2 separate regions of the Homo sapiens genome follow, and region 2 is linked to region 1. Evidence: read pairs that join two places in POLR2A ChIA-PET (ENCODE). Cell type or tissue: Caco-2. All regions are shown on one strand. Links, peaks and the distances in the headings refer to the core of each region. The heading gives the core; the rest is flanking DNA. Region 1 holds the start of LOC124909363 (a long non-coding RNA gene). Region 2 overlaps CLASP2 (cytoplasmic linker associated protein 2).

What was found. ChIA-PET counts read pairs that join two places held together with the same protein. Peaks named below come from ENCODE experiments on the same cell type or tissue, not always from the same donor. Only the 100,000 strongest peaks of a DNase experiment are listed, where the experiment ranks them.
Region 2: POLR2A ChIA-PET joins it to region 1 with 5 read pairs; 3 of 35 experiments call an interaction of 5 or more read pairs at or near these places.

Annotation. Positions count from the first base shown.
Region 1 is chr3:33,442,785-33,451,980 of GRCh38, forward strand. It overlaps LOC124909363 (a long non-coding RNA gene), which reads left to right and starts at 3,769. Exons shown (of 2, transcript XR_007095862.1): 1 at 3,769-4,353. RefSeq lists enhancers at 3,719-4,220, 5,355-5,854. In Caco-2, for the core only: no CTCF peak of the experiment used is centred there; DNase peaks (open chromatin) are centred at 3,747 and 4,639; H3K4me3 peaks cover 1,145 bases.
Region 2 is chr3:33,577,731-33,585,730 of GRCh38, forward strand. It overlaps CLASP2 (cytoplasmic linker associated protein 2), which reads right to left. Exons shown (of 39, transcript NM_001365631.1): 22 at 7,020-7,190; 23 at 4,091-4,198. Among named protein-coding and RNA genes, the nearest start is that of CLASP2, 140 kb to the right of the region's middle. RefSeq lists enhancers at 1-74, 75-585, 965-1,546. In Caco-2, for the core only: no CTCF peak of the experiment used is centred there; DNase peaks (open chromatin) are centred at 1,351, 4,121 and 4,721.

The sequences.
Region 1 (9,196 bases), core at 616-8,615:
TTTTTTGAGACAGAGTCTTGCTTTGTTGCCCAGGCTGGAGTGCAGTGGTGCGATCTCAGCTCACTGCAAGCTGCGCCTCCGGGGTTCGCACCATTCTTCTGCCTCAGCCTCCCGAGTAGCTGGGACTACAGACGGCCGCCACCACACCAGGCTAATTTTTTGTATTTTTAATAGAGACAGGGTTTCACTGTGTTAGCCAGGATGGTCTCGATCTCCTGACCTCGTGATCTGCCTGCCTCAGCCTCCCAAAGTGCTGGAATTACAGGCATGAGCCACCGCTCCTGGCCAAAAAAATTTTTTTAATTAGCCAGACATGGTGACCTGCACCTGTGGTCCCAGCTACTCCAGAGGCTGAGGTGGGAGGATCACTTGAGACCAGGAGGTCAAGGCTTGCAGTGAGCCATGATAATGCCACTCTAGCCTGGGTGACAGATGAGACCCTGTCTGGAAAAAAAATAGAAGTATCAAGCAGCGCTAAATAGTAATGTCATAAAGAGACCAAAATATAAAAGAAGGATAGTGTTAAAAGAAAACTTTAGACAAATTAAATATAAGAGTTTAATTTTGCAAAAAAAAGATTTGTCAATCAGGTAGCCACCCCGAACCAGAATATGTTCAGAGAGACTCCAACACTGTTGCATGGTGGAAGAAGATTTATGGACAGAAAAAGGACAGTGATGTACGGAAAACAGAAGTGAGATATAAAAACAGCTTGATTGGTTGAGTGTATTATTTGAACAGTTGGCCTCCTGTAATTAGCCAAAACTCAGCGATTGTTATAATAGGTTATAGACCATTTATACATCCAGTTAGGTTACAATTTACTGTGTACAGAGAAACCTTTAGGCTGAACTTATAAGGAGGCAACTTTAGGCTAAACTCAATTTAACAATTTCTCCCCTTTTGTTCAACCTCTCAACTTGACCAAAATAGAGAGGTTGACCAAAATCCTAGACATTGACATTACTTTCTGACCATTGTAAATGTACTTATCTGGTCGCAAATCCCATTGGGAAATAGTACAACAGTGGGTTTTGTAAGGTGCGAATAAGGACTTTAGGTTATTTTCTGGTAAGCGTTAGAGTAGAGGATACTTTTTTTTTATTATGTTGGAATTTTTATTTATTTAAATTTTATGGACATTTTATGGATGATTGTATGTAAACATTTAAAACTTTTGAAAGTCCTTAGTGCACATAGGAGACTACTATTAAGATTACCAAGAGGATAATACCAAGACTTTGGAGTATGCCCCTTAGCCAGGGTCAACATGAACTAAACTAACTAAAATCAAATAGATCAAAGAAAGAGCTAGATAAAAGATCAAGCTGTTTTAACCAAGCAGCTTGTTTATTAATCCCCTGTAACTGAATCTCTATAATACCTGATATGTTCATCTCTGTGCAACAAGAAGTGTGAGCAACTGCAGATACTTCTCTGTATCTGCATACAGAGATACATACTTCTCTGTATGCAGATACAGAGAAGTATCTGCATACAGAGATACATACTTCTCTGTATCTCAGTAAGTAATATACAGCAATTCCGTTATCTAGCACAACTTTAGCAAGAGAACTTAAAGTCTGTTGTGCCATGGCCTTTGCAGTAGAGTCAGCTATAGAGTCTACTATGAGGGATAAATTTCCTTTTTCTTTCTTTTTTTTTTTTTTACTTGTTGAGACGGAGTCTTGCTCTGTCACCCAGGCTGGAGTGCAGTGGAGCGATCTCGGCTCACTGCAAGCTCCACCTACCGGGTTCATGCCTTTCTCCTGCCTCAACCTCCCGAGTAGCTGGGACTACAGGTGCCCGCCAGCACACCCAGCTAATTTTTTTCTGTTTTTAGTAGAGACGGGGTTTCACCATGTTAGCCAGGATGGTCTCGATCTTCTGACCTTGTGATCCGCCCACCTCAGCCTCCCAAAGTGCTGGGATTACAGGCGTGAGCCATCATGCCCGGCCTTTTTTTTTTTTGAGATGGAGTTTTGCTCTTGTTGCCCAAGCTGGAGTGCAATGGTGTAATCTTGGCTCACTGCAACCTCTGCCTTCCAGGTTCAAGTGATTCTCCTGCCTCAGCCTCCTGAGTTTTTGGGATTACAGGCACCCGCCACCATGCCCAGCTAATTTTTTGTATATTTTTTTTCAGTAGAGATGGGGTTTCACCATGTTGGCCAGGCTGGTCTTGAACTCCTGACCTCAGGAGATCCACCCACCTCGGCCTCCCAAAGTGCTGGGATTACAGGTGTGAGCCACCGCGCCCGGCCATGAGGGATAAATTTCTTTTTTTTTCCTTTTTTTTTTTTTGAGAGAGTCTCACTCTGTTGCCAGGCGGGAGTGCAGTGGCACAATCTCGGCTCACTGCAACCTCCACCTCCTGGGTTCAAGTGATTCTCCTGCCTCAGCCTCCTGAGTAGCTGGGATTACAGACGTGCACCTCTATGCCCAGGTTTTTTTGTTTTTTTGTGTGTGTGTGTGTTTTTAGTAGAGACAGGGTTTTACCATTTTGGCCAGGCTGGTCTCGAACTCCTAACCATGTGATCCACACGCCTCAGCCTCCCAAAGTGTTGGATTACAGGTGTGAGCCACCATGCCTGGCCATGAGGGATAAATTTCTAATCATTGCTTCATTTATTCTAAATTATGGAAAAAGAGACAATAAATGATGTCTGTATCTACAAGACTGAAGGCCTCCTGGCAATGTTTTTTTTTAAATTTATGATATTGGTTAAGAGGAGTGGACTAAAGTTTTTGACTGATTATGAGGTAATAAAGGTATTAACATCAGTTATCTATATTGGGGTTTTTTAATTGTTTAATTTTTTTTTTTTGAGACAGAGTCTTGCTCTGTTGCCAGGCTGGAGTGCAGTGGTGCGATCTCGGCTCACTGCAACCTCCTCCTCCTGGGTTCAAGTGATGCCCCTGCCTCAGCCTCCTGAGTAGCTGGGACTATAGGTGCCCGCCATCATGCCTGGTTAATTTTTTTGTATTTTAGTAGAGACGGGGTTTCACCATATTGGCCAGAATGGTCTCGACCTCCTAACCTCGTGATCTGCCTGCCTTGGCCTCCCAAAGTGCTGGGATTACAGGCATGAGCCACTGCACCCAGCCTATTTTTTAATTTATTAAGGCACAAGGTTGTTTGTTAGAAGACTGGCTTTGAAATCTTTTATAAATAAAACTATATTCTATGAGTGCATATAAGACTTTTATTTATTTTTATTGTCTATAGAGGCATATGTAAGGAAAAAATTAAGAGGTAAGAGTCTCATGATGGTAGAGAAGTCTTGATTTGTGATCTTGGGAAAGTTGTCCATGTCTAGGATGTTGTCTGTTTTCAGAGAAAGTTTTTTTTTTTTTTTTTTTTTTTTTTTTCTGGTTGGTTTTTTGTTTTTGTTAGTTTTAGGTCTCTAATGGGTATATAGTTTTAAGAGTCTGGGCCAGGCGTGGTGGCTCATGCCTGTAATCCCAGCACTTTGGGAGGCTGATGTGGGTGGATCACCTGAGGTCAGGAGTTCGAGACCAGCCTGACCAACATGGAGAAACCCTGTCACTACTAAAAATACAAAATTAGCCGGATGTGGTGGCACATGCCTGTAATCCCAGCTACTTGGGAGACTGAGGCAGGATAAGTGCTTGAACCCAGGAGGTGGAGGTTGCAGTGAGCTGAGCTCGTGCCATTGTGTAAACGCACCAATCAGCACCCTGTCAAAATGGACCAATCAGTGCCCTATCAAAACAGACCATGCGGCTCTCTGTAAAATGGACCAATCAGCAGGATGTGGGTGGGGCCAGATAAGAGAAGAAAAGCAGGCTGCCTGAGCCAGCAGTGGCAACCCGCTCGGGTCCCCTTCCACACTGTGGAAGCTTTGTTCTTTAGCTCTTTGCAATAAATCTTGCTGCTGCTCACTCTTTGGGTCCACACTGCCTTTACGAGCTGTAACACTCACCGCGAAGGTCTGCAGCTTCACTCCTGAAGCCAGTGAGACCACGAACCCACCAGGAGGAACAAACAACTCCAGATGTGCTGCCTTAAGAGCTGTAACACTCACCGCGAAGGTCTGCAGCTTCAGTCCTAAGCCAGCAAGACCACGAACCCACCAGAAGGAAGAAACTCTGAACACATCCAAACATCAGAAGGAACAAACTCTGGACATGCCGCCTTTAAGAACTGTGACACTCACCACGAGGGTCCGTGGCTTCATTCTTGAAGTCAGTGAGACCAAGAACCCACCAATTCCAGACACATTTTGGCAACCACAAAGGGACTATCACCTATTGCCAAGCGGTGAGACTATCGCCAAGTGGTGAGACCATCGTCTATCGCTGAGCAGCAAAACAATCGCCTATCGCCAAGCAGTGAGTACCATCGGACCCCTTTCGCTTGCTATTCTGTCCTATTTTTCCTTAGAATTTGGGGGCTAAATACTGGGCATCTGTCAGCCAGTTAAAAGTGACTAGCGCGGCCGCCGGACTAAAGACATGGGTGTCAGGCTTTCTGAGAAAGGGCTCTCTAACAACCCCTGACTCTTCGGAGTTGGGAGCGTTGGTTTGCCTAAAACCAGCTTCCGCTTTTCCTGTACTTCTGGGCTGAGCCGAGGGTAGACAGAGAGGAAAGTATGCAACTCCAGGGTCCTGACAACAAGTTGGTTGACCCTGGGGCCATGAGCAGAACTCTCAAAGGCATGTCGCCCAAGCGAGACTCGCCCATCTATCCTATCTATCCTGACTCTTGCCCCCTGGGTCCTAATGCCTGCCAGACAAACTTCCTCTCACCTCTCTTCTCTGAGGTTAGTCCCACTTCTAAAAATTGCTACCTGTCTCTGGTGCTTTTCTCATTTCTCCTATAAGAATGATTTCTAGTATAAACTCCAGGACTCTGTTACCTTCTTTAGGCACCTGGGCTCCCCAATCAGAAAGACATAATTTTTGCCCAAAGCCCGTCATAGTGGGGACTACCTGGAATTTTAGGATCCCTCCTCAGACTAATAGGCCTAACAAAAGCTATTCCTGAAGCTAGGATATGGGGAGCCTCAGAAATTGTATCCTTCCTATTCACATAAGTGAGGACAAAAGGCGTCACTCTTCCAACCCTGGAGATCCCTTCCCTCCCACAGGGTATGGCCCTCCACTTCATTTTTGGGGCATAACATCTTTATAGGAGAGGGGTAAAGCCCCAGTACTAACAGGACAATGCTTAGGACTCTAACAGGTTTTCAAGAATGCGTCGGTAAGGGCCACTAAATCCGATTTTTCTTGGTCAGGCCTCCTTGTGGTCCAGGAGGACATGCAAGCGTGCAGGTTTTCGAGAATGCGTCAGTAAGGGACACTAAATCTGACCTTCCTCGGTCCTCCATGTGGTCTGGGAGGAAAACTAGCGTTTCTGCTGCTGCGTCGGTGAGGGCAACTATTCCGATCAGCAGGGTCCAGGGACTGTTGCGGGTTCTTGGACAGGGGTTGTTTCTGCTGCTGCGTCAGTGAGCGCAACTATTCAGATCAGCAGGGGCCAGGGACCATTGAGGGTTCTTGGGCAGGGGGAGAAACAAAAAAAAAAACCAAAACTGCAGGCGGTTTTGTCTTTCAGATGGGAAACACTCAGGCATCAACAGGCTCACACTTGAAATGCATACTAAGCCACTGGGACCAATTTGACCCACAAACCCTGAAGAAGAGGTGGCTCATTTTTTCCTGCACTACGGCTTGGCCCCAATATTCTCTCTCTGATGGGGAAAAATGGCCACCTAAGGGAAGTACAAATTACAATACTATCCTGCAGCTTGACCTTTTCTGTAAGAGGGAAAGCAAATGGAGTGAAATACCTTATGTCCAAGCTTTCTTTTCATTGAGGGAGAATACACAACTATGCAAAGCTTACAATTTACATCCCACAGGAGGACCTCTCAGCTTACCCCCATATCCTAGCCTCCCTATAGCTCCCCTTCCTATTAATGATAAGCCTCCTCTAATCTCCCCTGCCCAGAAGGAAATAAGCAAAGAAATCTCCAAAGGACCACAAAAACCCCTGGGCTATTGGTTATGGCCCCTTCAAGCTGTACAGGGAGGGGAATTTGGCCCAACCCGGGTACATGTCCCCTTCTCCCTCTCTGATTTAAAACAGATCAAGGCAGACCTGGGGAAGTTTTCAGATGATCCTGATAGGTACATAGATGTCCTACAGGGTCTAGGGCAAACCTTTGACCTCACTTGGAGAGATGTCATGCTACTGTTAGATCAAACCCTGGCCTTTAATGAAAAGAATGCGGCTTTAGCTGCAGACTGAGAGTTTGGAGATACCTGGTATCTTAAGTCAGTAAATGATAGAATGACAGCTGAAGAAAGGGACAAATTCCCTACCAGTCAGCAAGCCATCCCCACTATGGATCCCCACTGGGACCTTGATGCAGATCATGGGGACTGGAGTCGTAAACATCTGTTGACCTGTGTTCTAGAAGGACCAAGGAGAATTAGAAAAAAGCCCATGAATTATTCAGTGATGTCCACCATAACTCAGGGAAAGGAAGAAAATCTTTCTGCCTTCCTCAAGCGGCTACGAGAGGCCTTAAGAAAATATACTCCCCTGTCACCCGAATCACTTGAGGGTCAATTGATTCTAAAAGATAAGTTTATTACCCAATCAGCCACAGATATCAGGAGAAAGCTCCAAAAGCAAGCCCTGGGTCCTGAACAAAACCTAGAGGCATTATTAAACCTGGCAACCTCAGTGTTTTATAATAGGGACCAAGAGGAACAGGCCCAAAAGGAAAAGCGAGATCAGAGAAAGGCCGCAGCCTTAGTCATGGCCCTCAGACCAACAAACCTTGGTGGTTCAGAGAGGACAGAAAATGGAGCAGGCCAAACACCCGGTAAGACTTGTTACCAGTATGGTTTACTAGGACACTTTAAAAAAGATTGTCCAATGAGAAACAAGCTGCCCCCTCATCCATGTCCACTATGCCAAGGCAATCACTGGAAGGTGCACTGCCCCAGAGGATGAAGGTTCTCTGGGTCAGAAGCCCCCAACCAGATGATCCAACAATAGGACTGAGGGTGCCCGGGGCAAGCGCCAGCTCATGTCATCACCCTCACTGAGCCCCTGATATGTTTAACTATTGAGGGCCAGGAAATTGACTTCCTCCTGGACACTGGCGTGGCCTTCTCAGTGTTAATCTCCTGTCCTGGACGACTGTCCTCAAGGTCCGTTACCATCTGAGGAATCCTGGGACAGCCTGTAACCAGGTATTTCTCCCACCTCCTCAGCTGTAATTGGGAGACTTTGCTCTTTTCACGTGCCTTTCTAGTTATGCCTGAAATTCCCACACCCTTATTAGGGAGGGATATATTAGCCAAGGCTGGAGCTATTATCTACATGAATATGGGGAACAAGTTACCCATTTGTTGTCCCCTACTTGAGGAGGGAATCAACCCCGAAGTCTGGGCATTGGAAGGACAATTTGGAAGGGCAAGAAATGCCTGCCCAATCCAAATCAGGTTAAAAGATCCCACCACTTTTCCTTATCAAAGGCAATATCCCTTAAGGCCTGAAGCTCATAAAGGATTACAGAATATTGTTAAACATTTAAAAGCTCAAGGCTTAGGAAGGAAATACAGCAGTCGCTGCAACATCCCAATTCTAGGAGTACAAAAACCAAATGGTCAGTGGAGACTAGTGCAAGATCTTAGACTCGTCAATGAGGCAGTAATTCCTCTATATCCAGTTGTACCCAACCCCCTATACCCTGCTCTCTCAAATACCAGAGGAAGCAGAATGGTTCACGGTTCTGGACCTCAGGGATGACTTCTTCTGTATTCCCCTGCACTCTGACTCCCAGTTCCTCTTTGCCTTTGAGGATCCCACAGACCACATGTCCCAACTTACGTGGATGGTCTTGCCCCAAGGGTTTAGGGATAGCCCTCATCTGTTTGGTCAGGCACTGGCCCAAGATCTAGGCCACTTCTCAAGTCCAGGCACTCTGGTCCTTCAATATGTGGATGATTTACTTTTGGCTACCAGTTCGGAAGCCTCGTGCCAGCAGGCTACTCTAGATCTCTTGAACTTTCTAGCTAATCAAGGGTACAAGGTGTCTAGGTCGAAGGCCCAGCTTTGCCTATATCAGGTCAAATATCTAGGCCTAGTCTTAGCCAGAGGGACCAGGACCCTCAGCAAGGAATAAATACAGCCTATACTGGCTTATCCTTGCCCTAAAACATTAAAACAGTTGCGGGGGTTCTTTGGAATTACCTGCTTTTGCCGAGTATGGATCCCTGGATGCAGGGAGATAGCCAGGCCCCTGTATACTCTAATCAAGGAAACCCAGAAGGCAAATACTCATCTAGTAGAATGGGAACCAGAGGCAGAAACAGCCTTTAAAACCTTAAAGCAGGCCCTAGTACGAGCTCCAGCTTTAAGCCTTCCCACAGGACAAAACTTCTCTTTATACGTCACAGAGAGAGCTGGGATAGCTCTTGGAGTCCTTACTCAGACTCACGGTACAACCCCACAACCAGTGGCATACCTAAGTAAGGAAATTGACATGGTAGCAAAAGGCTGGCCTCACTGTTTAAGGGTAGTTGCAGCAGTGGCCATCTTAGTGTCAGAGGCTATCAAAATAATACAAGGAAAGGATCTCACTGTCTGGACTACTCATGATGTAAATGGCCTACTAGGTGCCAAAGGAAGTTATGGCTATCAGACAACTGCCTACTTAGATACCAGGCGCTACTCCTTAAGGGACCGGTGCTTCAAATATGCATATGCGTGGCCCTCAACCCTGCCACTTTTCTCCCAGAGGATGGGGAACCAATCGAGCATGACTGCCAACAAATTATAGTCCAAACTTCTGCCACCTGAGATGATCTCTTAGCATTCCCCTTAACTAATCCTGACCTTAACCTATATACTGATGGAAGTTAATTTGTGGAGAATGGGATATGAAGGGCAGGTTACGCCATAGTTAGTGAGGTAACCATACTTGAAAGTAAGCCTCTTCCCCCAGGGACCAGTGCCCAGTTAGCAGAACTAGTGGCACTTACCCGAGCCTTAGAACTGGGAAAGGGAAAAAGAATAAATGTGTATACAGATAGCAAGTATGCTTATCTAATCCTACATGCCCATGCTGCAATATGGAAAGACAGGGAGTTCCTAACCTCTGGGTGAACCCCCATTAAATACCACAAGGAAATTATAGGGTTATTGCACACAGTG
Region 2 (8,000 bases), core at 1-8,000, 130 kb after region 1:
GATGGTATTAGGAGATAGGTGGGGCCTGTAGGAGCCAATTTGCCCTAATGACTGGGATTAGTGCCTTTACAAAAGAGACCCCAGAAAGCTAGCTAGCTCCTTCTAACATTTGAAAACACAATGAGAAGGCATCATCTGTGAACAAAGGAATGGGTCCTCATCAGACACCAAATTTGCTGGTTCTTTAATCTTAGACTTCCTAGTCTCCCAAACCATGCCGAATAAACTTCTGTCATTTAAAAGTACATAATCTATGTTATTTTGTTACAGTAGCCTGAACAAACTAAGATGAGGAAGCTAAAGCCTAGAGAGAGATTAATTAATTTGATTATAGCCACACTACTAGTAAGTGATACATTTCAGTATCTATACTCTTTTAATTCCTCTGCCCTTAAACAGTAGATGTACCATCTTTAATTTACATTGTTGAAAAGTCAATACACCTCATTTTGTTAACATTAACATTTTCCATAATGGTTCACATAACATAAATTCTGCATTCAGTATATTATTTAAATATCAAGGCACATTTGAATACAAAAAAATACTAATAATTTAACCAAAATGTAGAAATTTGTGACATATCTCCCTATATATTGCTCTAAAATCTAAATTTAGCATATTTTGCATAACACCATAAAGTTAACTTTTCTTTTACATACAGAAATGAATAGCCAAAAAATGCATTTTAATATTTAATAAAATACATTACTTTAATTTAGAAAGTTATTCTTCCTCAGATATATTAGAGCAGTTAAAATACTTTTAACATGAGTCACTCTTTTGTTTGCTACAGGACAGCCTTAATAAACAGGAAGACTGAAAGAAAGGAGGATGTAAACTAAGAGAATGCTGCACAAAATGTTTAGTTAGCCCCGAAAGGTGACTGGTATCATTAGAAAAATAAACTAAAATACATTGTTAGTTTTAATTTTACCTAACAGAAATAATTTCTAAAATGATGAGGAGGAGTTGAACAAATTTAAAAATGTCTAGTGGACAAAAATCTTTGAAACACTTTACAGAATCAATAGTTATCTGTGACTTGAAGATAATAGGTGTCTGAAATAAAGTAAGCCTTTGAAATATCTTGGTTCCAGAAATACATGGAAACTAAAGGTGCAAGTTCCAGAGAAGTTAAACTTTGCTCGGCTCTAATTTATTTCTGATGCTTTAGGGCCCTCAGGCTAAACTTGTGATTCATCTGCTGAATAACAATATCCAGCCATAAGCAACAAGGGGATTCCACCAAAGAAACAAATAATAGAAAGGACCAAAGAATGTAGGCAAATGTAGCAGAGAATGGGAATAGCAAGAACAACTTAATCTCTGGGAATGCTACCTTTCATCCCTGCAAAACAAACAGGGCTAATCTGCTGCCTTTGCTATGCAGTACCCATATGTAAATAAAATGGCTATAAAAAAGCCAATTCTTCTAAAACTATGACTAAAAGGTTTAGTCATCTTCAGTGCAAATAGGAACTTTCATGAGAATCAGGAAAACTGTTTCCTTTAATATTAAAATTTAAGTAATTTTAAATTGTCAAATGGAAGCTTTGAGATGAACTAGAATATTAATGACTAGACAAAATATTTCTTTAAGAACTGGTATATTAAACAATGTTTACTTTCACAGTAATTAGTAGTAGATTATAAAGGTCCTCTAATCTCTAACTATTGTACAGGTTTACAAAGTACAGAAACACATTTTGGTTTCTTCTTGATATGTTTTCTAGGAACGTGCAATATCAACATTATATAAATGCAGGTGCCATTAAGAAATCTGAGATCCTTCCCACTGAAGTGTAATTTAACTGTTTCTAGGGTAAGTGATTAGAGTTTCAGGGGGAAGAGGTAGAGTGGTAATAGCAGCAGCAGTGGTGGTAGCAGTGATGATGACCATGATGACCATGATAACTGAGTGCTCATTATGTGTCAAGCACTGCCTTGAGGGAGTTTTTCACGTATTTCTCATTTATGAGTCTCCAAAACAATCCTAAGAAGTACACACTATTATTATCCTTGTTTTATAGATGAGGAAACTCAGGCATAGAAAGGTTACGTAGCTGGGGAATGAACCCAGGCCACCTGACCCTATGATATACATTCTTAAACCACCACACACCCAACTCCACTTCCCTCCACTCCTGAAAGTAGGATGATTATTTTATACACATGTAGGATTTATTTCATTTCTTTAAATGTATATCCATGAGGATGCACCACGTATATGTGCATGCGCATGCACATGCACACATACAGACATTCTGCAGACTAACTCTATTGCATATGAACTAAAAATATCTCTGACAAAGTACCTGCCACACACAGCCTTAGTGATGTGGAACAGTTCTTTTTACTTTGGCACCTCCCCACAGAGGGAAAAGAAAGAGGGAAACTCTCTGGCACCTGGGGCTGGAACACAAACAAGGGTTGGGCATATTCCTGTGATTCTAGCTTTAATGGGGTTTTCTAGGTCAGTACAAAAAAGCCTAGTATATTTGAGCCAAATGGCCCAGAGAATGAGAAATTAACCACTAGAAATTCTTGGCCAGGTGCAGTGGATCACACCTGTAATCCTAACACTTTGGGAGGCCGAGGTAGGTGGATCACCTGAGGTCAGGAGTTCGAGACCAGCTTGGTCCAGTATCATGAAACCCCATCTCTACTAAAAATAGAAAAATTAGCTGGGTGTGGTGGTGGGTGCCTGTAATCCCAGCTACTCAGGAGGCTGAGGCAGGAGAATCGATTGAACCTGGAAGGTGGAGGTTGCAGTGAGCCAAGATCGTGCCACTGCACTCCAGCCTGGGCAACAGAGTGAGACTCCACCTCAAAACAACAACAACAACAACAATGAAAGAAATTCTATACTACCATATGTATCTGAGGAAATAAGAATTCCACTGGATAAGTAGAACTAGGTTCTCCCTGAGCATTCCAAAGTCCAAAGAGCAACCTTCTAAGTATTACAGTAAACTACACTGTGTTAAAGAAAAAAAATCTGGCCAGGTGCAGTGGCTCACGCCTGTAAACCCAGCACTTTGGGGGGCCGAGGCGGGCGGATCATGAGGTCAGGAGATCGAGACCATCCTGGCTAACACGGTGAAACACCGTCTCTACTGAAAATACAAAAAAATTAGCCGGGCGTGGTGGCAGGCGCCTGTAGTCCCAGCTACTCAGGAGGCTGAGGCAGGAGAATGGTGTGAACCCAGGAGGCAGAGCTTGCAGTGAGCCGAGATCGTGCCACTGCACTCCAGTCTGGGTGACAGAGCGAGACTCCGTCTCAAAAAAAAAAAAAAAAGAAAGAAAGAAAAAAAAGAAAAAGAAGAAAAAAAATCTAAAATGGCTACAGGCTTGTGCATTTAAACAAAATACTAGTTAAAATGCTGAAGGATCACGCAGAAATTCTAAAGATTCTCAATGTACATACAAAACTGTACCTCTCCAGTTATCCTAATACTGAATGTTTAAAAAATCATTTAATATTTTTATAATTGAGGTAAATATAGTATTACAATCAAGGTTACAATACAGTTGGGGACAAACAAGTTTTACCGCAGTGACAAGAGCATTAGCTCATAGGAAATGACTGTTAAACTGTAAAATATTATAAAAATGTTAATCCCTACCATTAATAAGTAGTTCAGATGTTATTTTGTGGCATTCTTTTTAGTAACCTAAGTTAAATGATCTAAGCTGAAATGTTAACATTTCCGCTGAAAAAGACAAAAGTATTTTATCAAACTAGTCCGCATTTCACTTGAGATTAAATATTTAAATATCTTTAAATTTGCAGGTTTACTTGTTAAGAAAGATCTAGACTTCAATATTCTGAAGTTTAAACCTGTGTGACATTTACTTGATTATGAAGGCAATCTGTTAATACAATGACTAACATATTCATTTCAGACATGTAAATCAAGTCAAAGGAATTTCCCAAACATGTAATTTCCTTTCCTCAAAATGACAGAAAAGGGGTAGAGAGAAAGATCTGTCGACAAAGAAAGCTAAATCCCAGGTATGCTGAAGTTAACAGATAGTGATAACACCATGGATAAGCAATGCACATAACACCTGCCCGAATACGTACCGAGGGGCTGAAAAGAGCGAACAGGACTTGTGTCTCTGCTGCTCTCCCGACTAGCTTCCCGGCTGCATCCTTGACTCACACTTGGTCGAGGAATACGACTGCTTCGGGCTGGTGTGAAGCAACAGCAGCACACACAGTAAGGGAGAAAACAGAACAGAGTTTGCATTTTAAAAAATTTTGTTTTTTTCTTTCTTAAAGACTGAACAGTAACTTAAATTTTTCTAAGGCTGAAAAGAAATTACTCTTGCTGAAGCATTACCAGGAATACAGTTAAATTCTTAAATATGGTCCTCTAGTTTGTATGAAATTAGAAGGGCAAATAATATTTTACCAAACTAAAAATGCTGCAAATAAAAATATTTAACATACTGTACAATACAGTAAAACTCAATTTTTCTCTTTGTTCACTGAACTATAGAGGCTTCTAACACTTTTGGTATCTTAGGTTAAAATCTTGCTTTTAATAGAGAGAAAAACCCTATACTTATCAAATATTAATCTAAAGTAAAATACCCATTCTTAAATTCTCAGTTCAAGATAAAGAGGAAAAAATGCCAGGTGCAGTGGCTCATTCCTGTAATTCCAGCAACATGGGTAGGTGAGTGGGGAGAACTGCCTGAGGCTGGGAGATCGAGATCAGTCTGGGCAACATAGTGAGACCTTGTCTCACTACAAAAAAAATACAAAAATTAGCTGGGGATGGTGGCACATGCCTGTAGTCCTAGCTACTTAAGATGATGAGGCAGGAGGATTGCTTGAGCCCAGGAGGTCGAGGCCGCAGTGAACTATGATCATTCACTGCACTCCAGACTGGGTAACAGAGTAAGACCCTGTCTCTAAAACAAACAAAAACAAAAGAGGAAAAAATAAGCCAATGCTTTCGATTCCCATTCTTTTTCTCACCTCCTCACAAATGAAAAACCCACAAATATGGAACGAAAGAAACAATAAACAGGGGTGAAGACTGACTAAAGGTGGAGTAGAGAATTTAAAATAATGTCTGGAAAACAAAAAGAAGTGAATTAGTTAGATGAAAACTTCAGAGGCTCATGGGCCAAATACCAGGCACAGAATAAATGAAAAGCGCTAGGAACAGTAATTCAGTCTGTAGGCCTAAACGAAATCGGTGCCATCTACTCAATAAAGACATTCTCAGACAAGTAAGGTTTCAAAAAGCTTGACTCCTACACACTATTTCTAAGGAATTATTTGTGAATGTGTACGAGCAAAGCAAAAGAGCAAAGGAAGAGAAAGAGGATCCAGGAGGGAGTGATTCAAACCAGGAAAGCAGCAAATAGGAATCTCAAGAAGATAGCTGAGCAAGAGGCCTAGATGCAACTAATCCAGAGAGAACTGAAAAGAAAGTCTGGAAAAAATAAGGAACTGCATATTTCCTTTCAGCAATACTGAAGGGAAAGCAATCCTAAAGGATATGAGAAGTGCACACTATTCTTAGTCACTTTCTATATACACAGCAAATGAAAACGTGGCATAATAAGTAAATAACTGGTATAAGTTATAATGACATAAGTAAATAACTGGTAGGAATGTAAGGAAAGAGAATTCATCTCCTTATAACAGGAACACTCTCCTTCAAGTGGTCCCTAGGGAACTCACTGTACCTTTGGGAAGAAATGGGTTCACAGTACACTAGGTGTCTTGGCTGCAAACAACATTCATTTACTCATAACACAGTATATGTTATTTACAGCTTTTCATCTTTTAAAGCCAACTTATGGAACAAGTACATAAGACTTGCTTGTGGATACAGAAGAAAATGTATGTGTAAACTTTAATAATGTAAAAATTGATAACTCTAAGAGTGGAAGGTGAAGGAAAAAGTATGGAAGTTGAGATACTGATTGAGGTTGACGAAACAAGAAATAGAAATATGAGTATTTTCTTTAAATATGAGAATATTTTTTAAAGTTACATAGGTAATCTGCAAAAGACTTAAAACAATAAAAAAAATTATTAAAAATAAACTGGAATAATTAGGGGCTTTCTGCTCTGGAAATGACGGATCAAGTAGCAGCTATCCTAAGGACAAAGTCAGCAACATGGTTGATAAAGCAGAAAAGAAGGAAGAGAGAGTGAGAGAAAGGGAAAATAGGCAGATTTTGGGTTCATCATAGCAATGTTAATTAGTCAATCCTGAAGGCCGTACAATCTTCAAACTTAACTAATAAATCCATTTTTAATGTTTAAGCTGGCTTCATCTATCATTACTATTATCTGAAATTGAAAGTATCCTAATCAATACACAGAGAAAATATTAAAGTTTACTAGTATTTGAATAGGGCTGAACTATAACACGAATGTCAAACACACAAGAAACTGTGTATATATGTGTATATGTGATAAATATGTTATAAAATTCCACAATAACCTTTTCCTTTAAAGTACTAGCTATATTTTTCAAAGCTCCTATGAATTATAGGGTTTGTTTGTTTTGTTTTGGGTTTTTTTTTTTTTTTTTGAGACAGAGTCTCCGTTGCCCAGGCTGGAGTGCAGTGTGATCTTGGCTCACTGCAGCCTCCACCCCAGGTTCAAAAGATTCTCCTGCCTCAGCCACCCGAGTAGCTGGGATTACAGGCATGCACCACCATGCCTGGCTAATTTTTGTATTTTTAGTAGAGACGGGGGTATTGGCCAGGCTGGTCTCAAACTCCTGACCTCAAGTGATCCACCCCCCTCAGCCTCCCAAAGTGCTGGGATTACAGGCATGAGCCACTGTGCCAGGCCCTGAATTACACATTTAAGATACCTAATTCAACTCATAAACTATTCTTCAATTGTTGAATTTTTAAGTTATTTTCTTCTAATTTGTAAGTCCTAATTGTATTCCAAAGTCTTCAATGCTGCCAAAGCCTGAAAAAAAAAAAAAAAGGGTTACATGTCTCACATAAAAAAAAAAAAAAAATCTTACCCACTGAAAGCCTAGATGGACTAGCCTCTCTGCTACAGCCCTGGCTCCGTGGTATCTTGCTTCTTTTTTGTGCTGAGGCTGAATTGACCAGGACTCTTTGAACACCAGAGCTCACAGTGGACAGGGCTGTTGTGGTCAGAACTCTTCCTGGAGACCCAGACCGGCTACCAGCTGAACACCAAACACATATACAAATGTTAACATGTAAATGCCAAGAGAATTTGCTGAAAGGATAAAAATTCAAGAAATATTGATAATACAGAGAAAACTGTGACAGTATGGCAGGTTCTACGCTCAAAGGAAATAGACCGAGGAAGATTTAAATATAATTATAACCTGGAAAAAAAAAGGTATACTACATATATGAGCACTAAATGGTAAATCATCTAAAATATACTTTCAGTTTTGGAGGTATAAGACACTATGTTTAATAAGGAGAACATTATTATAATTTTTAGAACACAAATGGTATACAAGATTTCCAAAGAAATCACTTATCTGACAATCCATTTCATATGGCTATCATGTTCTACGTGAATAAGCTATATACAGTCATATGTCACTTAACAATGGGATACATTCTGAGAAACGTGTTGTTGGGTGATTTTATCATTGTGTGAACATCATAGAGTGTACTTACACAAACCTAGATGGTATAGCCTACTACAGATCTATATGGTATATAGCTTATTGCTCCTAGGCTACAAATCCTATACAGTATGCCATTAACAATACTGTAGGCAACTGTAACACAATGGTAAATATTTGTGTATCTAAAAATACCTAAACACAGAAAAGGTACAGTAAAAATATAGTATTATAATTTTTTAAAGCTTTATTTCCAATGGTTTTTGGGGTAGAGGTGGTGTTTGGTGACATGAATAACTTCTCTAGTGGTGATTTCTGAGATTCTGGTGCACCTGTCACCCGAACAATGTACACTGTACCCAATACGCAGTCTTTTGTTCCTCATCTCCTTCC